2 separate regions of the Homo sapiens genome follow, and region 2 is linked to region 1. Evidence: chromatin loops called from intact Hi-C (ENCODE). Cell type or tissue: breast epithelium. All regions are shown on one strand. Each heading gives the region's core, and the rest is flanking DNA. Links, peaks and the distances in the headings are about the cores only.

What was found. Hi-C counts contacts between places; a loop is a spot of excess contacts. Peaks named below come from ENCODE experiments on the same cell type or tissue, not always from the same donor. Only the 100,000 strongest peaks of a DNase experiment are listed, where the experiment ranks them.
Region 2: a loop joins it to region 1, with 12 times the contacts of the local background. A loop is called at or near these places in 1 of 110 quality-filtered maps.

Annotation. Positions count from the first base shown.
Region 1 is chr7:1,148,368-1,156,046 of GRCh38, reverse strand. ZFAND2A (zinc finger AN1-type containing 2A) reads left to right here. Exons shown (of 5, transcript NM_182491.4): 4 at 463-594; 5 at 2,823-3,140. The coding sequence ends at 2,978. Among named protein-coding and RNA genes, the nearest start is that of ZFAND2A, 8.0 kb to the left of the region's middle. In breast epithelium, for the core only: no CTCF peak of the experiment used is centred there; no DNase peak of the experiment used is centred there.
Region 2 is chr7:355,365-361,957 of GRCh38, reverse strand. No RefSeq gene overlaps it. Among named protein-coding and RNA genes, the nearest start is that of FOXL3-OT1, 67 kb to the right of the region's middle. In breast epithelium, for the core only: no CTCF peak of the experiment used is centred there; DNase peaks (open chromatin) are centred at 4,013 and 4,613; H3K4me3 peaks cover 472 bases; H3K27ac peaks cover 3,965 bases; H3K27me3 peaks cover 1,480 bases.

The DNA of each region.
Region 1 (7,679 bases), core at 1,406-6,405:
CTCACCCTAGGTACACGTGGCCTCATCTGGGCGCAAGCAACTCTCTGTGTACGTAGAAGCCACTGGGGAAACCGCAAAGGGATCAGGCCGTTGGCGACTGAGGGGAGCTGGAGGGTCTTTGTGGTCCATGTTTCCCTCCATCTCCTCCCTGTGGAGGTGTCTGGGCAGGCTCTGTTCTCACCTGGGCGGTGCCAGCCTGAGATGGCCCCAGCTGGTTTCTGCAGTCGGCTGAAGTCCATTCGTTGAAACTTCACTAGACTCCTCAGGGCAGCTGATGCCCACATTCTAGAGATGGCTGCCGCTAATCCATGACCCAGTGATGCTTTGTTCTCGGAGGGCTCGGGAGACCGGTTTTTGTCCTCTCTTTGTGTTTAAGTGTGCCGCACAGGAGTACTCGTTTAAAACTTCTGTGAGTTTAAGTTGCATGAGTCTCAGATGCCATCTTACCTTTGTTATTTTTAGGATGTTCACGTCCCAGTATGCCCACTCTGTAATACCCCCATCCCAGTAAAAAAGGGCCAGATACCAGACGTGGTGGTTGGTGATCACATTGACAGAGACTGTGACTCTCACCCTGGGAAGAAGAAAGAGAAGGTAAGGACAGAGCCCGCCTCAGTTCCTTCATCTGGGAAGCCTGGTTTTTCCTTGGGAAGAGTCAGTTTGCTACCTGAAAATTACTCCCAATAGTTTATGTACAAAGTAGAAAAGAAGAGTCCTAACGCTGCGTTATCCCTGTCCTAAACTGCGAGGGGCCTGAGTTTTCAGTTTTATAAATGTTCTTTAATATGAGGGATCCCAGGTCAGGTTCGTCTTTCTTGACTGGAATTTACTAGTTTCCCTCCTGAGATGGAGAATTCACATGGCTTTCTAGATCCATTCTGTTCATGTGCGTTTCATTTGTTTGTTTGTTTGTTTGTTTGTTTTGAGACAGTCTTGCTCTGTCACCCAGGCTGGAGTGCCATGGTGAATGGTGCCGTCTCGGCTCATTGCAACCTCTGCCTCCCGGGTTAAAGCGATTCTCCTGTCTCAGCCTCCCGAGTAGCTGGGACTACAGGCGCATGCCACCACATCCAGCTAACTTTTGTATTTTTAGTAGAGACAGGGTTTCACTATGTTGGCCGGGCTGGTCTTGAACTCCTCACCTTATGATCTGCCCGCCTCAGCCTCCCAAAGTGCTGAGATTATAGGTGTGAGCCACCACGCCCAGCTCAAGGAGCTTCTCTAGTGAACTGGCTGCTGTCAGGCTTAATCCGTTCCTAGTCATGGGTCCTGGTTGGTGGTTACCAACTATCTTAGTATATGATGTTCAATACTTTACAGTTATATTACCATAAACCAAATAACTTTTGGTCTCAAACATAGAGAATAAAATCAGTGTTCCTTAGTCTGCCACACAAAATTCTCTGTGCGGAAGCTTGCTCTGGTCCCCACTTTCTGGCCCTGTCTAGCTCTCCCTGCTGTGGCTGTGCCCTGGGACCCTCAGCCTCTGGAGGTCTCTTAAGCCTCTGAGACATCACAGCTCTCTGGCACACCCGCTTCTTCCACATGACACAGCTTCCCTTGCTGGGGGCTCACCCAGCACTGCCCCAAGGCCCCCACACAGGAATGCCCTCCCGGCTGCTCCTGGCCCGCTGTGCTCCTGTCCTTTTGGTGGGCACGCCCTGTGTTCTGCCTGCATCCCTGCACGGGTCCCTCCTGCATGGTCGCTCAGCATGGCCATGCCTGCCTGCCTTGGCCGGAGGGCCACCCCCGGCTGCTGGAACCCTCCCCACTCTCCTCACTGCCTTCCCCTCTTGGAGTTCTGACTCCTAGGACTTTATATCGCTGCCTACATCCTGGCACCAAAAAAAAAAAAAAAAAAAATGACCGGTGGGTACTGGGACATGATAGATATTCCCTTGATGGGGACAACCTCCACTGTCCCAGGGCTCCTGGAGCCAGTGCCTCTGTGGGGCTTGCCTGTCATCTGTGCTTGGCCTCCTTCCCTCCCGCTCCCTGCTTCCTGGCTGCCTCTCTCTGTTGTCCTCCCAGCAGCACCTCCGGGCCATCTTCACGGGAATCCCCAGCTTCAATGCTGACCGGCTTTTTTTTTTCTTTCTTTTTAAAGGGACGAACTCTTGCTCTGTCGCCCAGGCTGGAGTGCAGTGGCACAATCTCAGCTCACTGCCGCCTCTGCCTCCTCTAGCAATTCTCCTGCCTCAGCCTCCCAAGTAGCTGGGATTACAGGCACCACGCCACCATGCCTGGCTAATCTTTTATATTTTAGTGGAGATGGGGTTTCACCATGTTGCCCAAGCTTGTCTCGAACTCCTGAGCTCAGGCAATCCACCCATCTTGGCTTCCCAAAGTGCTGGGATGACAGGCGTGAGCCACTGGGTCCAGCCCCATGTTCTTCTTACCTGCACTGAGATGGTCAAATGAAACTTTGCATCTGTACTCTGTGCAGACAGGAACTGTGTCCAGTTTAAATGGGAATGTTCTTACCGGAGGCTGTTAAAGAATTTAAGGCCAGCACAGTGGCTCACACAGGTAATCTTAGCACTTTGGGAGGCCAAGGCGGGAGGATCACCTGAGGCTGAGTTTGAGACCAGCCTGGGCAGCATGGCAAGACCCCATCTCTGTGAAAATAGACAAAATTAGCTGGACGTGGCGGTGTGTGCCTGTAGTACCAGGTACTAGGCTGAAGCAGGAGAATCACTTGAGTCCAGGAGGCAGAGGTTGCAGTGAGCCAAGATCAAGCCACTGCACTCCAGCCTGGGCAACAGAGCGAGACCCTGTCTCCAAAAAAAGAATTGCTTGTTGAAGTCACTTTGCTCTCTTAGATTTTTACATACCGTTGCTCAAAAGAGGGCTGCAAGAAGAAAGAGATGCTGCAGATGGTATGTGCCCAATGTCACGGCAACTTCTGTATCCAGCACAGACACCCTTTGGACCACAGCTGCAGACACGGGAGTCGCCCCACCATCAAAGCTGGGTGAGAAGAGACTCCGCTGCGATGGCTCGGAGCACGCAGTAGCATGCGTGGAAGCAGCTTACACTCTAGTGGGAAGTGGAGCCCCATTGAGCACCATCCCACACTGGCTGCTGATCTTGTTTGTTGAGGGAGATGGGACTATAATAAAATTGAATGCTGAAGTTGATTCTAGTTGTTCTCATTGCCCACTGCTGCCGTCACCAAGTACTAAAAACTGGGTGGCTCAAACCATAGAAATCGGTTCTTTCACAGTTCTGGGGGCTGGAGGTCCAGGCGCAGGATGTCGGCAGGGCCAGCCCCTTCTGAGGGCTGCGGGGAGCATCGGCTGCGTCTCCCCAGCATCTCGGGGCTCGTCAATGCACAACCCCCGTCTCCACCTTCATCTTCACATGGCATTCTGTGTGTGTCCCGACTTCCCCTTTTTGTAAGGATGCTGGTCATGTGATCCCACAGTCGTGACCTCTGAAAAGACCCTGTGTCCACAGAAGGTCACACTCTGAGGTCCCGAGTCTAGGGCTCCAGCATGTCTTGTGGGGACATGATTCAACTCGTAATGCTAATGTTTGTCAAATCGAGAAGCATCTGTATTTGCCTCAACTGTTGCACCTGGTGGTGTCTGGCGTCCATCCCTGGGCCAGGCCAGTGGTAGTTGCTTACCTGCAGGAAGCTGTGTGGGTTCTTGCGGTCAGCACATGGAGGCTGAGCTGATCCATCCACCCTCTCTGTAGGTGCTCACCCATGACAGTCTCTGAATCCAGGCCGTTGGGAGATTTCCTCACCCTGGCTCCTGGCGGGCTGGCCCAGCGACTCGGGTACTGGTTCACCCGGCTCATGTGAACGCAATTTCGTCTGTGTGGGGTGCTGCAGCTCTTGGTTGGTGAACACGGAAAGGTTGCTGTGTGTAACTGCACAGTGTGACGCGATGCTCCAGTGGTGCGACTTCGTCAGGATGGATGAAGGACACAGGACTGGGACCCCAAGTTACAGAAGCAGCTCGCTCCAGCACAACCTTTCGGCAGCAGCAGCATCATACAGCTGGTTTCTGAAACACCTTTTCTGCCCTCCAAGATCCTCTGACATGATCAACATTCCTGCATCATCAAGACAAACCTGAAAAGAGCTGTTCTTTGTTCTTTTTGGTGGAAAGTGATGAGGTCCTTCCCGTTTGCACTGCCGTGTGGGTTATTTCCACTCTAGGTAACTTCCGCCTTCAGGTACTCCCCATACTTCTAATGGCCCAGCAGCACCTCCGGGCCATCTTCACGGGAATCCCCAGCTTCAATGCTGGCTGGCTTTGCTTTTTTTTTTTTAAAAGGGATGAAGTCTTGCTCTATTGCCCAGGCTGGAGTGCAGTGGCACAATCTCAGCTCACTGCCACCTCTGCCTTCCAGGTTCTAGCAATTCTCCTGCCTCAGCCTCCCGAGTAGCTGGGATTACAGGCACCAAACTGCCATGCCCGGCTAATCTTTTATATTTTAGTGAAGATGGTTAGCCTGAAACCTTGAAACTTCCCCACTGAAATACACAAACTAGGCCGGGCGTAGTGGCTCACACCTGTAATCTCAGCACTTTGGGAGGGCAAGGTGGGTGGATCACCTAAGGTCAGGAGTTCAAAACCAGCAAACACCAGACAGCTCACTTGCGCTCTTCACCATGTCACCTCTGTAACGATGTGACTATCTGGCCAAGAAGGGGGAAGGACATCCACCTGCCTGGCCGAGGGTTCTTGTCCAGCGGCGGCCACAGGTGCTACTCGCATTGTTTGAGGGCACAGCTGCGTGCCCGTTCCTGACCTCCAAGGGGCTGGGACACTGTGTGAGAGAAGGTGTGTCTTCCTGGACCACTTGTCCCTGCCACGGTCAACTTCTTAAAACAGGCACAGTTCAGCCAGGCGCAGTGGCTCACGCTTGTAATCTCAGCACTTTGGGAGGCGGAGGCAGGCGGATCACCTGAGGTCAGGAGTTTGAGACCAGCCTGGTCAACATGGTGAAACCCCATGTCTACTAAAACAAAAATTAGCCAGGTGTGGTGGTGGTACACGCTTGTAATCCTAGCTACTCAGGAGGCTGAGGCAGGAGAATCACTTGAACCTGGGAGGCGGAGGTTGCAGTGAGCCCAGATTGTGCCACTGCACTCCAGCCTGGGCAACAGAGCAAGACTGAATCTCAAAAAAAAAAAAAAAAAAGGCACAGTTGTCAGCAGCCAGCAAGCCCGAGAGCTGCTTTGCACCTGGATCTATTTCAGCACCAACAAGAAAGTTGCAAAATGCCACCTGTTGAAGATGGCTCTGTCCAGTGATGAAGCAGTGGAAACTTCCAGAAGTGACTTAAAACTACAATGGCAGGAACTAGGGCTTCCACAAGTGCCAGAGATTACAGGAGACTGGGTTTTATAGGTTTGAAGAGCAGAAAGCCAAAACGGGAGGGAAGGGGGGTAGTGAGGTGCACAGTCCTTTGTGGCTCAGATGACAGATGCGGCCTTCGTGGCCTGACACTTTCCACCACCGTCTGATTTTGTGAAGTGATGAACACGGGTAACGTAAATACTGGTGTTAGATTTATACTGACAGCCGCTCTGCTCATCAAGAGTGCAGTGATTTCCTGGGAACTTAGGGGGTGTCAGGGAATAAGGTGAAACAAAATTCCCCCAAGTTCTGTCCTGTTCTGAACTGCCCTGGCCATCCAGCTGTGCCCACCAGATGTCCCGCTGAGACAGTTCACAAAAACACAAGCCACTGCCTTTTTTTTTTCTGCTTTCACCATCTAAAAATGTAACGGGAAGGGTTTGTATTCTGTTGGCGTTCTGCAAAAAGGTGGTCAGACCTGCAGTCAGGGGAACGATGTTTCTGTCGATGACGGACCGTGTATATGTTGGTGATCGCAGAACATACTGTATTTTCACTATATCTTTTTTTTTTAATCTGACAAACTTTTTTGCTTTTATTTTAATTGACATAATTGTACATATTGATGGGGTACATTGTGGTATTTGGAGGAGTTTGAGACCAGCCTGGCCAACATGATGAAACCCTGTCCCTACTAAAAATACAAAAATTAGCCGGGCGTGGTGGTGCATGCCTGTAATCCCAGCTACTTGGGAGGCTGAGGCAAGAGGATCGCTTGAACCCGGGAGGCAGAGGTTGCAGTGAGCAGAGATCGTGCCATTGCACTCCAGCCTGGGTGATAGAGCAAGACTCCATCTCAAAAAAAAAAAAAAAAACTTAAGAACAAGCTAGTCACCCTGCAGTCCCACAGAACACTGGGATGGAATCCTCCCAGCAAGCTGGACCGCACCACGCCTAGGTTTGGAAGCACAAACACGCAGCGCCGTGCCGCAGTGGCCTACAGCATTCAGCGCAGTAGCACTCTGCACGCATTTGTAGCCTGGGAGCCACAGGCTATGCCCTACAGCCTGGGTGTGGAGGAGGCCGCACCATCGAGCTCTGTGTAAGTCCCTGTAGGATGCTTGCACGACAATGCAATCACCTGGCCGTGCACATCCCTGACGGTGGGTGACATGTGACCGTTGCTATGCTTATTTCATGGTGTCTGTCCTAGGCCGGCGGTTCCCAAGCCCTAGCCTGTGTCAAAACACAGGGCTCCTTACGGGAGGGTGCTGGACCCCACCCCGAGGCCCTGGTTCTGTGGTCTGAGGTGGACTCAGGTTTACACCTGGAGCTGCCCGGGTGACACGTCTGGTCTGGGACTGCACTTGGACAAGCCACTTCCCTGCGTCTGCAGCACCTCTGGCCTCGTGTGCTGTGGAGCAAGGAAAACGCAGCCAGCACAGTGTTCGGTGTGGTTAAGTTTAAAAACCACTAACTTGGTTCAGTCAGTGGAAAACAGGTACGTTAGGAACCTGGGTGTGTGAACTGTGAATCTGCAGATCAGGTGTTCTAATGAAAAAATGTTTTTAATTTTTAAAGTCTTGAGAAACAAAGTTCTGATAATTTAATGTCCAAACTGAGATGTATCCAGCCGGGCCCAGTGGCTTATGCCCGTAATCGCAGTACCTTGGGAGGCTGATGTGGGCGGATTGCTTGAGCCCAGATGTTTGAGATAGGACTGGGCAATGTAGTAAGACGTTGTCTCTCAAAAAAAATAAATAGCCAGACAGATGGTGCATGCATGTGGTCCCAGTTACTCAGGAGACGTCAAGGCTGCAGTGAGCTGTGATCACACCACTGCACTCCAGCCTGGGTCACAGAGAGCAAGACTGTCTCATTAAAAAAAAAAAAAAAAAAAAAAAACAAAACAAGGCCAGGCGCAATGGTTCACGCCTGTAATCCCAGCACTTTGGGAGGCTGAGGCGGGTGGATCACAAGGTCAGGGTTCGAGACCAGCGTGGCCAACATGGTGAACCCTGTCTGTACTAAAAATACAAAAATTAGCCAGGCATGGTGGCAGGTGCCTGTAATCCCAGCTACTCAGGAATCAGGAGAATCACTTGAACCCAGGAGGGAGAGGTTGCAGTGAGCCCAGATTGTGCTGTTGCACTCCAGCCTGGCCCACGGAGTGAGACTCTGTCTCAAAAAAAAAAAAGTATCCAAAACACACTGGGCTTTGAACATAATACCAAATTATCTATCTATCTATATCTCACTGTTAAAGGTATTGTTTACATGTTGCCTTTATTGTAGAGTGGGGTCCAGGCACCCACTGGGAGGCTTGGAACAGATCCCCAGAGGATAAACGGGGACTGCTGT
Region 2 (6,593 bases), core at 1,332-6,331, 790 kb after region 1:
AACAGTAGTCCACACAGCATGGAGTCGGGACAGGGAGGCAGCGGCGTGAGTGGGAGGGAGTCAGGACAGGGAGGCTGAGGCGTGAGTGGGAGGGAGTCAGGACAGGGAGGCTGAGGCGTGAGTGGGAGGGAGTCCGGACAGGGAGGCGGAGGCGTGAGTGGGAGGGAGTCGGGACAGGGAGGCTGAGGCGTGAGTGGGAGGGAGTCGGGACAGGGAGGCAGCGGCGTGAGTGGGAGGGAGTCGGGACAGGGAGGCTGAGGCGTGAGTGGGAGGGAGTCGGGACAGGGAGGCAGCGGCGTGAGTGGGAGGGAGTCGGGACAGGGAGGCTGAGGCGTGAGTGGGAGGGAGTCGGGACAGGGAGGCAGCGGCGTGAGTGGGAGGGAGTCGGGACAGGGAGGCAGCGGCGTGAGTGGGAGGGAGTCGGGACAGGGAGGCTGAGGCGTGAGTGGGAGGGAGTCGGGACAGGGAGGCAGCGGCGTGAGTGGGAGGGAGTCGGGACAGGGAGGCTGAGGCGTGAGTGGGAGGGAGTCAGGACAGGGAGGCTGAGGCGTGAGTGGGAGGGAGTCGGGACAGGGAGGCTGAGGCGTGAGTGGGAGGGAGTCGGGACAGGGAGGCAGCGGCGTGAGTGGGAGCGTGGCTTTGGGACAACCGGACGCCCACATACAGAAAGCAGAGAGTGCTGTCCCTCTCCACACCACTAAAGGCAGACCTGCATGGATTAAATTCCTAAATGTAAATAAACCCCGTCATGGTTTTAGAAGAGGATTTAAAGGGCTGTTTTCATGACTTTGAATTAGGGATGGATTTGTGAAACAATCTACAAAATTATTCGTCATAAAGGCAAAGATTGGTAAATTCTAAAACATTAAAATAAAGACATTCTGTTACATTAAAATCTACCATAAAAGGAGTGAAAAGACAAGCCCGAAGCAGGACATGTGCCATATATATATTTGACCAAAAAAGGGAGGCCCAGAAGATTTAAAAACGTCAACAGGCGTCGACAAGCAAAGCCCCCGACGGCGGAAGATGGGCACACGGAGTCACTGAACAGCTTCCCAGGCGTGACCAACGCTCGGCTCCTTCGCAATCAGGAAAACGCAAATTGAGATCACCACGAAGGACCCTTACGCACCAGCAGATCCGCAAAACTTAAAAAGCCTGGCCCTACCCAGGGCTGGCGAGGACGGAGCAAGGGGACCCTTGGCCAGACAGTGCCCGGTGGCACCAACACCCGGAGCTGCTGGGCTGCCCGCGTGGGGCCGGCACGACTCTCCACCTATCTCTAAAGACGTGCATGGCAGACTCAAGGAGTTTGTGGGATGTTCACGGCAGCGTTGCTCAGAAAGCAAGACGCTGGAAACCGCCGGAAGCCAGTCACAGCAGAGGGATGGCTCAGCCCTTTCACACCGGGGAGCACCGCGGGGCGACGTGCTGGCGCTGGCGGGAAGGAGGCTTGCGTTGTGCACTGGGGAATGGGGCACAGGCCATCGCTGGGGGTTCAGTTTTGTGTTTTGGGAGTTAAGAAACAAAGCTAAATAGTCTATGGCAAAACTGCATGGGAAAAGGCAAGGCAGCGGCCGCCACACACCAGAGCAGTGGCTTCTGAGAGAGGAGGGTCGGGTGTGAGAGGGGAGGGCTCACTCGGCGTCCTCCTGGAGTGCTTACGGGGCCCCCGCACCGCCGTTGTGCAGAGCCGACACCGACGTCTGTGTTCACTCTGCTGGGAACACGATCACTCTTAGAAACGGAACTTTCAACAGAAAGGAATTGATTCTACTTGGAGCTGGATTGGGCTGCTTGTGGCCCCCACCCGCCCCTGGGGCTCTGCCCTGCCCTGGCTGGGCTGGTACACCTGCTTCCGCCCAGATGTGGCCCCAGCGTGCGTCCTGGGGATGCCCCTCCTGCAGCTCAAACACCCCACATCCCTCCCTTCCTCCCGTGTGGTTTTTCCATTGACTTTGGTGGCTGCCACAGACGAGCCAGCCCTCAAATCCCTTTCGCCGGTGGTCAGGGTAGGAGTAAACACACAGCCCTGAGCCACTTCTGGGTGCCCAGCTGGGCTCTGCGGTGAAGCAACCCTCCCCAGGAAGCGGCTTCGGCCCCACTCACTGGGCGCCTTCCCCAGACCACCTGGGAGGAGGGCCCCCACCTGCAGGCAGCCACGGCCCTGGTGCAGGAGGTGCCAGGAAAACAGGCCAGGCCATCCTGGTTTCCGGCCAAGCCCCGGGATGGCCTGGCTGTCCAGGGGTCCTGGGCTCCACCCGCCACCTTGTACCTGTGCAGACGCCCTCTGGTCCGGCCAGGACCAGGCGAGTGTGTGCACGGCCAGATGGTGGCGGCCTGGGGACCAGGGCAGCCGGGTCTGCTGTGTGTAGACACAAACCGCATCTCATCCTAAGAGCAAAGGAGTGATTGTTTAGCTTTCAGAGAAAAAATAGCTCTGAGACGTCTGTGAGAAAACACCCTTTGGGAGGAACCTGGGTCGGGGGCAGAGGCTGGGCTCGGAGGAGGGACTCGGGCCGCCACACCACTGCCTGCCTGCTGGGTGGCCCCGGGCAGATTCCACAGCCTTTCTGGGCCGTTGTCTGTACAGGTTGAGGGTCGTGCTCCATCCCTCAGCCCCTTCTAGGCCTGCCAGCCTCTGATATGAGCAGGAGAAACAGGATCTTCTCTGTCTCTCTCCTCCCTACAGGCTGGCAACACAATGGGATAAATGGCCAAGGATGCGGGATTGGCAAAGCAGGAACCCACATCCCCAGGCAGGGACACCCGCAGCCTCCCTAGAACGTGGCTCGAGGACAATGCCCAGGGTCCTCCCTGCAAAAGACTTTTCCAGACACCCGGTTTTTAATGGAGGGGTGGTCAAGGAAACCCCTCGAAGAGCTCCTCTGGAGCAGAAACCTGCAGGGGTCTGGGCTGGAGGCCTGACCTATTTCCCCAGGCACAGCTTGGGGTGCGTGGGCCTGTGGGGGCATGTGTGGAGGGGGCTCCCGAAGGGCAGGGGACAGAGAGAAGGGAACCCCTCTTCTCTTGGGGCCTCTCTTTGACACTGGGGTCCACCTTGAACCTTAAGGCCTCATACTTTACCACAGTGACCCCTGAAAAAGCTCCATAATGCAAACTCCAGAACTGTTGAAAAGTGTGTTATCTGTTGCTGTGTCACAGATCACCCCAAAACTTAATGGCTTCAAAGGATAATAATAATTTATCATCTCTCATGGCTTCTATGGGTCATGAACTTGAGAGTGGCTCAGCCTTAGGGTCTCATGAGTCTGCTGTCAGCTGAAAGTCTGCTGGGCTGGAGGAGCCCCTTCCAAGGTGGCTCCTGCATGTGGCTGGAAGGGTGGCTCCTCCCCATGGGGGGGGGGGGGTCTCCTCAGAGCTGCTTGAGCCTCCTTACAACATGGCTGCCAGCCTCTACAGAATGAGCAATCCAAGAGACTAAGCTGCAGTGACTTTGTTTTTGAGACAGGGTCTTGCTCTGTTGCCCAGGCTGGAGTGCAGTGGTGTGATCACAGCTCACTGCAGGCTCAAACTCTGGGTTCTAACCATCCTCCCACCTCCTGAGTGGCTGGGACTACAGGCGTCCAGCACCACATCCAGCTAATTTTTAAAATTTGTTGTAGAGATAGGGTCTCACTGTGTTGCCCAAGCTGTTATTGAATGCCTGGCCTCAAGCAAGCCTCCTGCCTCAGCCTCCGAAAGTGCTGGAATTGCAGGCTTGAGCCACCGTGCCTGGCCTTGCAATGGCTGTCATGAGCTGCCATGGGGTCAGCTAAGTGTGTGAACACCAGGAGGCCATGATTGTTGAGGCCCACTGTGGAGTCGGACTATCACAAAAATTGACAAAGATTCTTACAGAGCAGGAGAACAGGAGTTACAAGGTACATCATGCCAAAACTATCTTTGTGAAGTTGATAGATTGATGGCTTTTTTGTTGTTGTTTCAGTCACCGTTCCAGAGTCTCACAGGAAGGCCTTTGTTCTCAAGGCCTGCCTTATTCCCAGAAGCGGGTAAGCAGGCGTGAAGAGAAGCTAAGCATTGCTCTCCTCTTGGAAGGGGCAGGAGTGGAGACCATTGTGCCTCTATGGAGTCGGGGCTGTAGATGCTTGCTAATGTGGGAATGTGAGGAGAGCCGCTTCACGGCCCTGTCTCCAAGCAGGGTCCCAGGGTGGGTGGGCAGGAAAGGGGCTGGAGATGGTGCAGACACCAAGGCCTGGGCGGCGAGCACAGCCAGCTCACTTGGCTGAGTGATTGGGCTGCGGAGGGGACATCTCACAGCTCCCAGGGCTCCTGGGGTCAGGGCAGTGGGGTTGCCTCCTGCAGAGCCCCAGGGCCCCACCCGCAGGGCAGGACGGGGCTGAGAGCTTCTAACTTGAACTTATCATCCCTGGGGGAGAGCCAATGGTGGGAAGCAGATCTAGTTTGATTTGGGAAAATTCCCTTCCCTGGAGTGCCAGGGAGCAGTTCGTGCACGTTAGACACCATTTGCTTCCCACAGTCACAGGTCCTGGGGCAGCGTGCTCTCCCTTCTCCTTTCCTCTCTCCCTCAAAAAGCGCAGCAAGAAAAACACTCCCTCCCTGTCAGACTGCCAGGCCCTGTGCACCTCCCCTCCCGGATCCCTCACAGGTCCTCAGCCCCGTGCCTCTCAGGAGGCAAGCACAGGGCCCACTGCATCCCCACCCGCTCACAGGTCCTCAGCCCCGTGCCTCTCAGGAGGCGAGCACAGAGCCCACTGCATCCCCACCGGCTTCCCAGGGCTGCCATTGCTGTGGACACAACCTCAAGGACTCGTCATCCAAAGGCTTTCTCTGGCCCTCGGCACTGCTTGGCCCAGGCTGGGGACAGGCTCTGAGTGCCCAGCAGCTGGCACGGGGAGCAGCCTCCATCCAAGGGGGGCAGAGGCCCGTGCTGGAGCCTGAGCTGAGGTCTTTCTGGTCTGAGGGTTCCCCTGTTCCCGCAGCAGCAGCCTGCTCCGGACGCTGTCTGTCAACCCCCTTCCCCTCCCTGCTGCAGGGCTTCCTAGGGTCAGAGCATCCTCCCTGCCCGCCAAAGCCCCTGGGCACAGATGAGGCAGGTGAGGCTGGAGAGAGCCTGAAGAGGGAGGCCTCCCTGGGGAGAGAGGAGGGACCGATCTGTGCCGTGTCCCTCGGCTGCCTGAGCCAGACACAGCCCAGCCCTGCCTGACATCCCGGCAGAGCGGTCAGGGGTGGGCTGGGGGCCTGGCACAGAGTGCGCCGTGGAAGCCTCATTCCTCCGCTCTGCTGACCCAAAGCCCTTGGAAGCCTTTTCTCAAGGCCTCCTGTGATCCAAGCAGAAGGGGAGGCATCTGCAGGAGGAACAAAGGCATTGAGGGTAACACCGGGACACCAGAGTCTCAGGAGGTCAGCCCATGCCCCAGACTCTAGGCGACAATTAATTTGCAAGTGTTTTGAGATTAGACACCTGGATTTAGATCCCAGATCTACCATTAGGTGGCAGTGGGACCGTGGACACATCAACTAACTTTCCTGAACCTCTGTTTTCTCATCTGTAAAATGGGATAGCAAAAACTGCCCACATGCCAAGGCTACAGTGAGGTTTAAACGAGAAGCTCCTTAGAAATTTAAAACGTGGAAGTAACCAGCAGTCCCAAGTATATGTAAGCCAACACTGACTCAGAGGATAGTAACTCCCCTGCAACCTGCCTACACTTGCAGTGGATATAGATAAGCTTTCTGGCTGGAAAAAGAACGAAGAATTTTATGCATCAGTTTCCGATGAAAATATAGAAAGAGCAATCCAGAAGTGATGACAGTGATGGTGATGGTGGTGATGCTGATGGTGGTGATGCTGATGGTGGTGATGCTGATGGTGGTGATGGTGATGGTGGTGATGGTGATGGTGATGATGGTGATGGTGATGGTGGTGATGGTGGTGGTGATGATGATGATGATGATGATGATGATGGTGATGATGATGATGATGATGATGATGATGGTGATGGTGATGATGATGATGGTGATGGTGGTGATGATGATAGTGATGGTGGTGATGGTGATGGTGGTGATAGTGGTGATGGTGATGATGGTGATGACGATGGTGATGATGGTGATGGTGATGCTGGTGATGGTGGTGATGGTGATATTGATGGTGATTGTGATGACAGTGTGGATGGCGGTTGTGATGATGATAATGGTGATGATGATGATGGTGGTAAGGATGATGGTCACAATGATGATGGTGATGATGAAGATGGTGATGATGATGATAACAGTGATGGTGGTAATGATGGTGGTTACGGTGATAATGGTGGTGCTGGTGGTGCTGGTGGTGGTGATACTAAAAATGACAATAACGATACTGGCCATCCACCGAGTCCAGTCTGCAGCCAGGCTTGACACTATGTATTTTGCATATGTCATCTTATTTACCCCTCACAGCCACTCTGTGAGTTAGGTCAGTGGTTCCCAAACTTTGCTGAACCAATGAACCACCTGGAGAGTTTTTAAAATTCCAGTGCTAACTCAGTCCCATACCAACTAAGTCAGAGTGCCTGAGGTGGGAGCCAGGCACAGAGCTTGCTAAGCATCCCCAGGTGATTCCAGAG